4 separate regions of the Homo sapiens genome follow, and regions 2, 3 and 4 are each linked to region 1. The links are chromatin contacts, found by Hi-C in ENCODE. All regions are on one chromosome and are shown on one strand. Each heading gives the region's core, a stretch centred on a gene start or an enhancer-like site at or near the end of the contact. The rest is flanking DNA. Distances are from core to core; before and after follow the strand shown.

Evidence for each region. Hi-C counts contacts between places; a loop is a spot of excess contacts on that map. Pooled maps may share reads with other maps.
Region 2: a map of ascending aorta shows a loop between it and region 1 (4-fold over the local background). The contact joins the promoter of IFRD1 here to the enhancer-like site in region 1. A Hi-C loop is called at or near these places in 2 of 168 maps with a recorded cell type or tissue (ascending aorta and gastrocnemius medialis) and 4 of 50 pooled maps.
Region 3: a map of prostate gland shows a loop between it and region 1 (4-fold over the local background). The contact joins two enhancer-like sites. A Hi-C loop is called at or near these places in 2 of 168 maps with a recorded cell type or tissue (IMR-90 and prostate gland) and 6 of 50 pooled maps.
Region 4: a map of aorta shows a loop between it and region 1 (2.6-fold over the local background). The contact joins the promoter of LINC01392 here to the enhancer-like site in region 1. A Hi-C loop is called at or near these places in 3 of 168 maps with a recorded cell type or tissue (aorta, chondrocyte and heart left ventricle), 1 of 37 single-sample maps with no recorded cell type and 17 of 50 pooled maps.

Annotation. Positions count from the first base shown.
Region 1 is chr7:114,081,293-114,084,382 of GRCh38, reverse strand. No RefSeq gene overlaps it. Among named protein-coding and RNA genes, the nearest start is that of PPP1R3A, 160 kb to the right of the region's middle. Within about 2 kb of position 1,407, at least 3 of the 41 ENCODE cell types and tissues checked have a DNase peak (open chromatin) inside an H3K27ac peak, as active enhancers do; they include ascending aorta, where a contact is called at or near this core.
Region 2 is chr7:112,448,880-112,451,969 of GRCh38, reverse strand. It overlaps IFRD1 (interferon related developmental regulator 1), which reads right to left and starts at 1,510. Exons shown (of 12, transcript NM_001550.4): 1 at 1,188-1,510. The coding sequence starts at 1,281. It overlaps LOC128031837, which reads right to left and starts at 1,483. Exons shown (of 1, transcript NM_001414739.1): 1 at 1,325-1,483. The coding sequence starts at 1,483. The coding sequence ends at 1,325. RefSeq lists enhancers at 666-785, 906-955, 1,196-1,485, 785-1,602, 1,603-2,420.
Region 3 is chr7:115,350,905-115,353,994 of GRCh38, reverse strand. No RefSeq gene overlaps it. Among named protein-coding and RNA genes, the nearest start is that of LINC01392, 120 kb to the right of the region's middle. Within about 2 kb of position 1,459, at least 2 of the 41 ENCODE cell types and tissues checked have a DNase peak (open chromatin) inside an H3K27ac peak, as active enhancers do.
Region 4 is chr7:115,229,924-115,233,013 of GRCh38, reverse strand. LINC01392 (long intergenic non-protein coding RNA 1392) reads left to right here and starts at 1,659. Exons shown (of 5, transcript NR_126407.1): 1 at 1,659-1,831.

The DNA.
Region 1 (3,090 bases), core at 158-2,657:
GCCTACAGACTGTGTTCTCACTCTTTTTTAAATCGTCTATTTTGAAATGCAGGCTGAACAGTGGACAAATAATCCGAATCTTTTAAAAGTGGGAGCAGAGACAGAAGGAGGAACAGTCATTATCATTAGAAAACGCCAGCCCCAAATGGCCCTACCTCGCCCTTTTGAAAGGTGGGGATAATTTTATGTTAAGTAATCTGCGTTTATGCTTCACTAGGAAACCTCAATAAAAACGGATTCTGAATAAACTTGAAACTATTTTGGAAAAAAGAAGAGTAAACGACGTGGAAATCCTTGGAAAACTGGGGATGTACCTTTCCAGGGGGGTTATAAATGAAGGGAATAGAACAATCAAAAGGTGGACAGCTTCTCACTTCTTTTTCTTCTTCTTCCCCCGCGTACATCGACCCCACTGACTTCCCTTTTCTCTCCAGGTGTACCGAGTAAGTGAGCGGGAAAGGTTTATTGTAAAAGAGCTAGGGCCACTTGGAAGATCAAGTTCCCAACGAGGAGAAGGAGGGTTAGGGTCTCAAGACTTGGAGAGGAACGAGTTTAGTTAGCCTTTCACTTTTCTGTACACAAAGAAACGTTTTGGTGAAATTCGCAGCCTCTAACGTTCCTTTCTGGAGAGTACAGATAGCCAAGAGGTGCGAAAGGACATCTCAGTCGGAGGAGTATATATTTATAGAGTGGACGCGTACCCTTCCGGGGCCTTTTTCTCAGTGAAACTGAGCCCGCAGCTCCCAAGTGCCCCCGCTCAACTTCGCCCCCATTATCTCCTCCTCGCCTGCTGCCATGCCCCGGGCCACCAACCCATCCCGCAGGGAAGCTGTCCAGGGAGTTGGGAAAACAGGTCCTGTCAGGAGCCGCTGCCCTCGGTGGACCCCTCGGCTGCAGCCAATGGGCTGGGCCCGGGTTCGAGAGGTGAAAGTTCAGGCCCGGGGCTCGCAGCTCGCTTCGCCTCTCCGGCCGCCTCCTTTTCAGCCCCCGCCCCTGGCCACACTGCAGACACGGCCCGGCTACCAGGGGCCGCCACGGTGGCACGTAGTTTGTTGATGGGTGGTCATAAAATATATTTATTTGCAATTCCTTGAACTCGTCCACCACTCCCGCCCCAGCATGGCCCCGAACACTGCAGGCTTTGTTCGCCTCGGCTGCTGCTGGAACTGGCCGGGGTTTAGCGCTCTGTGCTAGCTGACTCCAAAAAAAGTTGAAGTATAATAATAGGAAAACCGGGTTTCCGCAGCCGAGGAAAACGCTGAAAGGGCAAACAGCGATCGAATAGTTTTCTTTTGCACAAGTCACTGGTCAGCCCACTGGATCGAGGCAGCCTTTAAACGAAACGCTGCATATTGGAAAGAGAAGGAAAGCCAAATTCTGTCCCTGTAGTCGCCGCGCAGGGTCATAGGCACGGTTCAGGTCTTCTTTGCAGCACGTGGATCGGCAAAAGTCATTTAAAGAGGTTCCAGAAGAAAGTTCAACGGCTCAACTGGGTGAATGAGGAGTTTCACCAAGTGGACATCAAAGCTTCCTCACGAAAGTTTATTTGATTTCAAGTTTATTTTACGACGAAACCACAAATCAACAAAATTCGAGACACTGCTCTAGTACGGTCCTAGTGAAAGATAAATTCGTTTGAAATGGCCTCTGTCAGCGCATCTTGCGCGAAATAAAACACCGCAGATGAGAGGAAGTATAGCCAAGATGAAGGAAAGCGACGCACGCGAATGACAAATTAGAAATGTTAGTTTACTGCTTCTCCCAGTGAACCTCTTTGATTTTCAGTTATTTTTTATAAAAATATAATTTTTCACACACTTAAGTCTGTTTTTTCCAACACTTTCAAACAACAACTACATTTTTCTCTTTCAGAGCCGTTTTATCTCTGTAATTGTGACTTGTACTTAAATTTCAACTGACTTGGAGAAATCGCTGGGAGAAAGGAAAGGGGGTGTTTTTAAATTACTATTTTTTCCTGTTATAAATAACATCTTCAAAATTGTGCTACTCACTTCAAATAGCCTGTAACTAAAGTCTTAAATGCAAGGTATTTTTCCTTTCACACAGAAAAAACAGTCACATATCAGTTTCCTGTGTTTTCACATCCACTACAGTTTTCTGAAGATGAGCAAATAAGCAGACTCCTTTTAGACGACTTTTCCCCATTCTCCTCCCTGACACATTTAGGGAAAAGAGAAAATTCTAATTTCACCGAAGTCAAATCAAGGGTAATCTATGTTACATCAGACTGAATGGAGATATTGTGAAATTGGTGGAGTTACACCACCATCTGTCGTTAAGCTTAGGGACTACAAAATTTGGGACCTATAATAAATCCTAATGAGCTCTCCCAACTTTTTTTAAAAAAGTCACAGACTATATTTTTCATTTGTGTTTTTATAGCATATACCCTGAATTTACCTGGACCCTGAAGCAATAAATATTTGTTCATAAACCCACACTTCTACCCGGGTTCTCTCATCTTCAGAAGATTAAAAAAATTCTCCACATCTGCCAGCCTTCACATAAAGCCCTTTGGAATCAGCTATGGGCCTGCAGATTTCCGCTGCCCTGCCCCTAGCTTCTCCTAGGCTGCTGGCAGGAACCATGGAGACTCAACAACAGGGGCTACCCATATCCTCCAGTGAACAATACACTTAATTCTCTCTCTAATGTAGCCTAGTTCATTGTTAGTAGGTATATATCTAATCTTGAAAAAACGTAACCACAGCATATCACTGCTAAGAGGTTGGCTCTGAGTGTCCTAAAACTTTGATTGAAAGGCAGTTAATACTAGGTTCCAGTTTTAGTTGATCTTGGTGGAGAGACAAAGATCAATTGCTCTGGGATGGAATCTTGCAGGCTAAGTGGGTTCTATACCCAGGAAAGCTTTATCCAAATGAATATAGAAAGGGGATAACTACTGGATAAAGAATTCCAATACTGAATCAAAAGCCTCCATCAAGCAGTGAAGACTCCGTTTTTTGTTTGCTTGTTTGTTTTTCACAACCCTCCAATCCTCCAATGGCATAGTATTGATATTATATTTCTAAGGATCTTAAAATATTTCACTAGAATGTTGTACCCCTT
Region 2 (3,090 bases), core at 261-2,760, 1.6 Mb after region 1:
AGTTTTTGAGCTTTTTTAAATGCCAGTTTCCAATAACCTTTAACAACATAACCCCATATTTACTTTTCTTGTGAACAAAGGCATATCATTCTGAGTGGCAGCCGTGGCAGAGGGGCAACTGTGTCCAAAAATACCTGATGGCTAATAGTTCCAGTGTGATAACGTCGGAGAATACTCCAATATTTAACTCCTGTTTAAATTTCTAAATAAAATATTACCCAGGTTATTTAATACTCGATTTGAGTTTATTGGGGTCTCTCCTAGAAGGGCCTTCCAATTCCAATTGGAATCCTTTTTCTTAACCATATAATAAGTAGAAAACCATAAGTTCAGTTAAGCACCTACTCATCCCACCCAGGAAAAGTTTCAACTTCGTAGCGAGGGCACAATAACCTCAACTTTTAGCCAACTGCAACCTAAGCTCCTCACCACCCTGCCTCTCTGGGGCTCACTGCAGAGAACATATAGAATGCAGCACAAAGGAGAACGCGTTTCTTCCCCCCGTGAGCAGGAGGTCGCCTCGGGTGGTCGCAGAGGTGCTAGAGGTTCAGGGCTTCTGCAGGTGCCAGTTAGGGGAAGGAGCACAGCCTAGGGGGGAGAAAGTGGTCCCCCCGCCTCCGACGCCTTCGCCTGGCCAGGTGGACCTGCGAGACGGAAAGCTTCCCCAGCGCCTCTGCGTCACCCCGGGCCCACCGCGCAAGGCCCAGGCCGCGTGACGCAAGAGCCCGTCCAAACCCGCCGGACGTCTGGCATCCCAGGAGCTCCATGTTGGAGCCAGGGTGTCAAAGGCGGCCAGTGACGGCACGGGCTCAACTCCCCGTTCTTCCCCACCCGTGGTCGGGGAGAGATCGGGCGAGATCGCCGCCGAGAAAGGAACTCTGACAATGGTTCCTTTCCCGCCCAGCTCCCGGTCAGCCCCTGTCCCGACACACTCTCAGGCCCAAGGACCCGTTCCTCCCTGCCCCCACGGCCGGTGCCCAAGAGTCCGGTTCGCACGCCAGATCTAAATCGCGCGAGGAGCAGCGCCCAGGGCACGCTGGGAATTGTAGTTCAGTAGCCAAACCACGCACCCTGGAAATGCAAATGTGTACATCAGAGAAAGAACTACAACTCCCACCGTGCCGAAGCATGGAAGACTCGCCAGCCTGGCCGGCAACTGGGATGCCGGCGGCGGGGATACCCCTTACCTGCTGTCGCCGCCGTCGCTGCGGCTGCTCCTGACCCGCCGCCGCCAGCACTGCTACCGCGGTGGGGAGTGTTCCGCTTCTTGTTCTTCGGCATCGTGGGACGCCCGGTGCCGCCCAGAGTCGGAGCTTAGCGAGGATCAGCCGATGGAGCTGCACTTTTTACTCGTGCGTCTGTGCGGCGGGCGGCTGAGAGGCGAGTCTTCGGCTAACAACAGAGTCGAGAAGCGGCGGGGGTAAGAGTGGGCGGTGGCGGCAGCAGAAATCCCCGTGAAGAGCTGTGATCGAAAACGATACATGTTTCTCTCTAGCGCGGGAGCTAAGGCGGGGCAGGGGAGGCCACGACGCCTTAAGTAGCAATACCGCCACCTGACGTCACTCTGTGGGCGGGGCTTGAGCGCTTCCCAACCAATCCCTGCACACCTCCCCACTGGACGCCTCCGTCGGGCGGGGCGCGGATCCTACCTACAAATCCCATGCGGCCAGTCTTCCGTCCGCGCCCAGGGAGCCTGTCTTCGTGGCCTCACTGAATTCTGGGAAACGTAGTAAGGCTGGGGCCGGGGCCTCCTCCCAGCCGTCTCTTCCCAACGGGCTTTTCTGCCCACTTGCTTTTCTCCTGGTGACCCCACCCCTGCCTCGGCGCGCCCCCGCCTTGGAACTGGGTGAGGTAGGCACCGGCGATGCACAGTGGGGCGAGTATGCCCTATGACGAGAGTCGGCTTCCAGCTGGCAGCTATGCAATCACCTTTGCTTCTCTTTCTCCGGAGGCTGGTGTTCTCCTTAACCTTTCCCCTACTTCCCTGCGGCACCTGCCAGGCACGCAGCCTTACCTCTCCTGGGTAACATTTCCATGGTTTTAGTTTTAACTAGTTCCATGAACTACTTAAGCCATCATCAGTACTGTACCTGTAATTGGACCGTGGTTCAGGGTTATGTGCCCCCCATCCCCCCCCCCCCCCAAAAAAAGGGATGCTTTCGTCTACTTAGTTGTGGAGTTCGTGTATATCTCAGATTCTAGACTAGGAATATATGACGATTCAGCGTTGTGGGTTTCTATACAAGAATGTGTCCCTTGACAATACTACCTGCCAGTTCTGAGAATTTCACAGCTGGTAAAACAAACACAAGTTATACAGATCAATAATCGCAGTGCTGCCTTTTTTCTCAAGGCACTCCTAGATCTCTGTCTTCCTTGTTAGGACATTTGTCTAGTATTTAGAGCCTGTTATTAGGTTCATATACTATGCTTATGACAGATCAAAGTCCCTGACTCACCTCAATGTAGGTGAGTCATCCGCCACTCCACCTCTCAGCTGAGCTCTATTCTATTTTCAATTGCCTGTAGCAAATTTCCACCAGAATGTTCCACTTGTGCCTCAACCCAACATCTCTGAAACGAATACTATATTTCCTTCTTCCTGTCTTCCCTTTGTTCACTGTACTATTTATTATCCTCCCATATGTTAAATTCCAAAACTCAAATTCATAGTCTTTTTTCCCTTTGATGCACCACCCCCTCCCCACCCGCAAAGCAATTAGTTTTAAAATAGCACTCTTAAATTCCTGTCCTATTCTGTGATCACATGTGACCTCAGTTCATGCCTGGGCATTTTAAGCGATCTCCCAGTCTTTTCATCCATGTTTCATGCACAGTAATGCTGCCAGATTTATTTGTGTGTTCCCTATTTTACTAATCCACCTGCTTTAATAGTTGCTCAAAAACATTCCATGGCTCCCATGACTAACTTTAAATGCCAACCCTTTTAGCCTGGCCCTGACTCCCTTTCCAGCCTCATCTTTCACTGCTTCCTCATACAGTTCTTGTTCTTCAGCCAAACAGGACTGCTTTTCATTTCCAATACACGGCTCTCTTCTCCTACCTCCATTTCCTCATTCATATTCTTTC
Region 3 (3,090 bases), core at 210-2,709, 1.3 Mb before region 1:
AGTTTATTCTCATAAAATATTTCTCTTTATTTTTGCTAAACTTTTGTATCCATGGTAAAATTATGACTGCAACTGATAAACGAGTGTAGCTGCAACATGAATATTTGTTGGTATTTTTATTTATATTAGCAAGTAAGACAGAGTGCAACAACAAAAACTTATGTCAGAATTTTTTTTTTTTTTTTTTTTTTTTTTTTAGATGGAGTCTCGCTCTGTTGCCAGGCTGGAGTGTAGTGGCGTGATCTCAGCTCACTGCAACCTCTGACTCCCTGGTTCAAACAATTGTCCTGCCTCAACCTCCTGAGTAGCTGGGATTACAGGCATGTGCCACCACACCCAGCTAATTTTTTGTATTTTTAGTAGACACGGGGTTTCACCATGTTGGCCAGGATGGTCTCGATCTCCTGACCTCATGATCCACCTGCCTCGGCCTCCCAAAGTACTGAGATTACAGGCGTGAGCCACCATGCCCAGCCCAGAATTTTACTCCTTCGTCAATGCTGTGTGGAATTTCTTTGCTGAATCAAAAATACTTTTCAAATACTGCAAGAATATCTTCTTGTTTGTTTGTTTGTTTTGGTGGTAGTCACAATGCAGCAGCCACAAACAGGATGCATGTTTAAGGTTAATCTGCCCTATTAACATTTTCTCTGCCACTTTCTAAACTAAAAAAATCATAAAAAGTTCTGATTTGTAGCATTCGTTACTTTCCATGGTCTAAATATTCGCAGCATGGCTAATTTCAAGTTACCAACATGACACCACTGAATGTGGAGCTGGGAAAACATATACACTAGCACACCATTGTATAATGCTTCTACCATATAGATACAATAGAAGTAAATAACTTCTAGGACATGAGTATTTTAAAAATCTAGTTAAAAGTTAGGAAGTAATGAGTTTTGATTATCTATTACCTTATCTTTGAATATAATTTAATCAAGTGTAAGTTTACATAATTTAATTTTTAATGAAGAGTCTGTTGGCAACTAGCTTGTAAAATTCCTAAAAAATAAACGGCTGGTTTACACAGTATTTGTTTACCATGGCATCTGTGATTAGTTAATACAAATATAATGTCTTCAAAATGCAAATTATCTTACAGATCTGGAGGACAGAAGTCTGAATGGGATCTCACTGGGCTAAAATCAAGGTGACTAGAGGGTTACTTTCCCTTCCTGAGGCTATAGGGTAGAATTTTCCTTTTCCAGCTTTTAGAGGCCTCCCACTGTCTTCCCATGAGCCCCTTTCATCTTTAAAACCAGCAACGGCCACTGGAGTCTTTATTACATTGCATCACTCTGACAATGACTCTTCTGCCTCCTGTTTCCACATACAGGAATTTTGTGATTACATTGGGCTGACTCAGATAATCCAGAAAAACTTTTTATTTTATGATCAGATGATGACCAATCTTACTTCCATCTTCAACCTCAATTTATCTTTGCCATGTAAACAGGCATATTCACAGGTTCCAGGGACTAGAATACAGACATCTTTCGGCAGGAATTCTTCTGCCTACCACAGGCTCTTGCTTGCCCCTACAGGCTGCTAAACATTGAACTTTCTGTCCAACATTGCCATTCAGATGTCTAATTGGCATCTCAAAGCAAATTCAAAACCTAGCTCATATTCTCCATCCCCCAGAATTCTGTTCTCCATTTAGTCTTCCATATGTCAACTATACAAGTGAATTTTTAGTTGCCAAAACAAATTATTGACCCCTTACATACTCTGATATCCCCCTCAAATCCATCACCAAGTTCTATTTGCTCTATTTTCAAAATATAGCTAGAATTCAAAACTTCTCACCACCTCACTTCTACTACCAGTGCTTCAGAACATTTCTTAAACTATTGTTAAGTATTAGTATTTCATGAATGAGCTAATGAATGAACATAGTCTTTCATAATTACATGATCACATATATACATATTTTAGTACCTTCTATGCTGGTTTATGATTTTTGTTTGCTTGATTAGATTTAAACCTTTAATTAAGCTGTAATTTTATGCTAACGATATATAACTCTGATAAAAAATATTTGTTTTCAACGCAAACTAAAAAACATAGGGTTTATTCAGAATTCTTAATTGAAAACAACAGAACTTTAAAAAAAGGCCCACTTTTTAAATTCGGCTACATGTTGGAAGCCTAATTGTACTTTTTATTGTTAGACAAGTCAATACTGCTTTAATATACATTTTATAAGTTTCTTGCTGAAACTATATATGAAATGGATTGGTTTTCATAGATGAAAGTATTTCATCTATGTATTTCATCTAAGTATTTTATGACTGACTCATAAAATGCTACACATAATGTATACAACTCAATGAATTTGGGGATAAGTATATACTCGTGAAAACAAAAGAAACCATTAACTTAAGGATCTAATAAATTTATTATAAATACATATGGTTCAAAAAATCGGAAGGGGGGTGGATAAATCAGGTTGTGAAAATAAGTAGGATTCTCAGAATAGCTACAATATTGAGCCTAACACTGCTATAACCCTATTATTCAAATTTGAAACTGGGACATTTTTTCTTCTCTCTTTAATGATTTTATGATTTCTAGAAATTTCTTAGCAAATATTATATACAAACCATTCTTAATCTATTCCATTATTAAATTAGGTGAAAAATATAATCAGTTGTAAATAAAAATGACACAAATGATAAGTGTTTATGATTCAGATTTATTAGAATTCCTGTTTCATATTCTTTTAATCTCTTAAATTTTCATGATGTTATAACCAATGACTAATTACTTTTGCATTTCCTTTTACATAGAAGTTATGTTGATATACAAAGAAAAGTTGAACATAATATTTGATATATTTGAACTCTGTATAAACAGCAAAAGTTTTTGAAAATTAAAATCCCCAATATTCAAGTAACTCCCTTTGAATGAGGAGGAGACCAAAGGACAAGGTATGGTTCTTAATTCTTTGCAATTGAAACGCTCTTCATATTTGATTACATTTACTCTAAATGGCCAAATACAGTGCTGTTCCTTCCTAGTTTGCAATGCATGTGACTCACACAGTTAATAGTAGTGGGTCAAACAGTAGTAACTAATAAGGCT
Region 4 (3,090 bases), core at 410-2,909, 1.1 Mb before region 1:
TCACCAGCATTATTGGAGCCAGAGGGGTATTATCTAGTGTAAAAATTTCAAGCTCACAATCAAGAAATTTGTGTTCTATTCCTACACCAGGCAGCAAAGACGACAACACTATGGGACATTTACTGAAAGACACTATTCTAAGTACTTCACATGTATTATATAATGTGCACAAAATCCCTGTGAGCTAATTCATTTTATTATTTCCATTTTACATAGGAAGTAACTGGGACACAGAGCAGGTAAACAACCCACCCAAAATCATGCATTGCTGAGTAGCAGAACTCAGGATTCAATTAGGACACTCTGACTCCATCACTTCCCATACACAGAAGCTGAGGTGACTTTTAAAATATATGTGTAGCGTAAACAACAACCAACCAGAATAGATGCTAGTCTTGGCTCAGGAATAGAGCCCAAGAAAAAACTCGTGCAAAGATATTAACAATTTCTGAAGTAAGGAGAAGAAGCGACAATCCCCGTGTGGGACCAGAGCAGCAGGAAAAGACAGACAGACATTTGGCAGGGTCTGCAGCAACAGCTACCTACTAATCTATACAGAAATTTCTCAGTATTTCAATAAGAAATACAGCCATATTGGTGACACAAAGTGAATATCAACCCTATGATATGTGCACCCCAAATTAATTTACCAACACAGATTCCAATAAGAACCTAGCAACAAATAGAAATAACAGTCATATTCAGGCAATTCCTTTTAGTTTCACTGACTGCCTCTTTTTGGCCTCAAGCACATGGGAATGTGTTCATTTGCAACGTCAAAGTTGTTATCATCTTAAGAAGGTGACTGATCATATGTGAAACACAAGATGGTATGTCAGGATCTGAATTCGTTCTAATACCTTTTAAAAAAAAGTATATAGCTGGAGAATATATTACGTGAACCCTATTTAGAAAATTCCAAGATCTTTTAAAAATATCTGAACTTTGATAAAATCACAAAGGAATAAAAGACATGCTCAGGAATGACTCATAGTAGCACAAAAGATATTTAGCTATATAAGAAAGTTTCATGTTTGAAGAATATTCACTTCTTTCCACTGATCAATGGAGAAAAATGTGCATTCATTTGCTGAGAGCAGAATATGCCCCCAAACAGCAAACCAGGTTTTATATAAGTCACTTTTCATGTTAGCTAAGATTGTGTCAATCATTTAATGGGTTTTAGCTTAGGGATAAATTTTAAGCTGTTATTTTTCTGGTGAAGCCAGCAATAGGAAAATGTATGCTGAGGGAAGGAAAGAAACTGGAAAATTCAGCTAACTTAATAGAAATCTAACATTTGCTATTGCGTTGAATAATTACGTTTTTCAGATCCCTTTGAAGATGAAAGGTTTTGTATTAAACTTTTTTATTACCAGGCTATCATGAAAAAACAAATCCCTACAATGTCTGTGCATTTCTTGTTTTAAAATACGCAAGTGATCTGTTGCCTATCTTTATAACAGTGGTTTCTGTTCCAAAGAGCCTTAATCTGGAAAATATATGACATAAACTTAAACAACTGAGAATATTTAAAAATGAGCTATTCAAAAAAACATGCTATTGATACTGTTAGACGTTATGGTAGTTTGTCCACTTAACAAAGAGAAAGGCAGTGTTATGTTGGGTATAGCTATGGTAACTTAGGCAGATGACTCACTCAAAGCCTTTGTTACACTATTTATGACTCACACTTAGTAATGCTCACCCAATTACCTTTCCTAGTATATCTTCATCTTGTTAAAGTGTATGAGAACTGCTTTGGAGAGTCTAATAAGTCCAAATGAGCATTAAAAAGGAGAGAGAGTAGGAGAAGTATCTCTTGAGAAAGGTGAGTCCTTCCTATAAACTCTGGGTTTTATTATGGGCTTGCAAGCAGTACTAGAATCTGGTGTAACACATGATGACCAGATCTACTTTGTATTCAGGGAAGTCAATGAGTTCTCTAAGTGGCATGAAGCTAAGTACACCCACATAGTTTCTGAGTACATCAGTTCTTCAGTGTACATTAAGCCTTTCCAGATTTATCCACAGAGGTTGGCTGTTTGCCAGAATTCAGATTCTGTTCTGTTGTGCAGTGGGCTGAGTATTCCCAGGTGCCAGCAGAGTTTTATGCCTAGTCCTTATTTACAGTTTTTCTTAGAATTGCTTTGAAGTGTGAACAATCAAGTTGCAGCATGCTGTAAAGTTCTTTCCACATGAGCCCTTTATTTCATTTTCTGTTACAGCTCTGAAGCCTTCTCAAAACAGAAGTATTTATCTACAACTATTAAAATGCATTTGGGATGATAAATTCCTTATAAATACTTTTACATAATTTTATTCTCTTTATGAATAAGACAAAAATATAAACAGCCAATTGTATTCTTTCTCTACTACTTCTCCTCAAAAGGAGTAGTATTTAGCAAGGTGTTTGACTATTAATTATTAAAATGTATAAAATATTCTGTGGCTTAATAATACCTACAAGATGGGGCTTGCAAACACCTTGTGTATAATCACAATTGCGTATTATTTGGAATTCCTAACAAAGCTTCTAATACTGATATGATAACTAATTTGTAGCACTAAATATCACCTTTTTGGAAAGGAAGTACCTATAATAGCCTGCACACAAACCATGCCTAACATCCTTTTTCCTAACCACTATCATTTTCAGATATTCCAAACTAAATGCAGATTTTTTGTTTCCAAGCTCTATATTACCTTAAGATCAAAAGCTCTGACTTGAATTGTGTGCAAGGAGGCCAAAAAGCAGCCCAGTTCCCCAGTACTCTTTCCAAACACCACTCGGAGGTGACCAAAGGCTCAGCATCTGTGGACAGCCATTTGGAAAGCCTAGTGGGGTGAAACAGATAGCCCCAGCAAAAAAAATGGAAATAAGGGGCTCCCCTAGAAGCCGGGTAATGAATAAATTTTTCAAATTTATAAAGAACTTGGCATTTCCATTTAAAAGATGCTTTATGCTAGATACATTTTATCTTTTTTAACCCTGGATTTTGTGCTTGTTTGCCAAAAAATCACAGTCTACGTTGTGAGAATAGTACTCAAAAATAGAAGTGGTCTAGTAAGTGGTGGAGACCAGTGAGT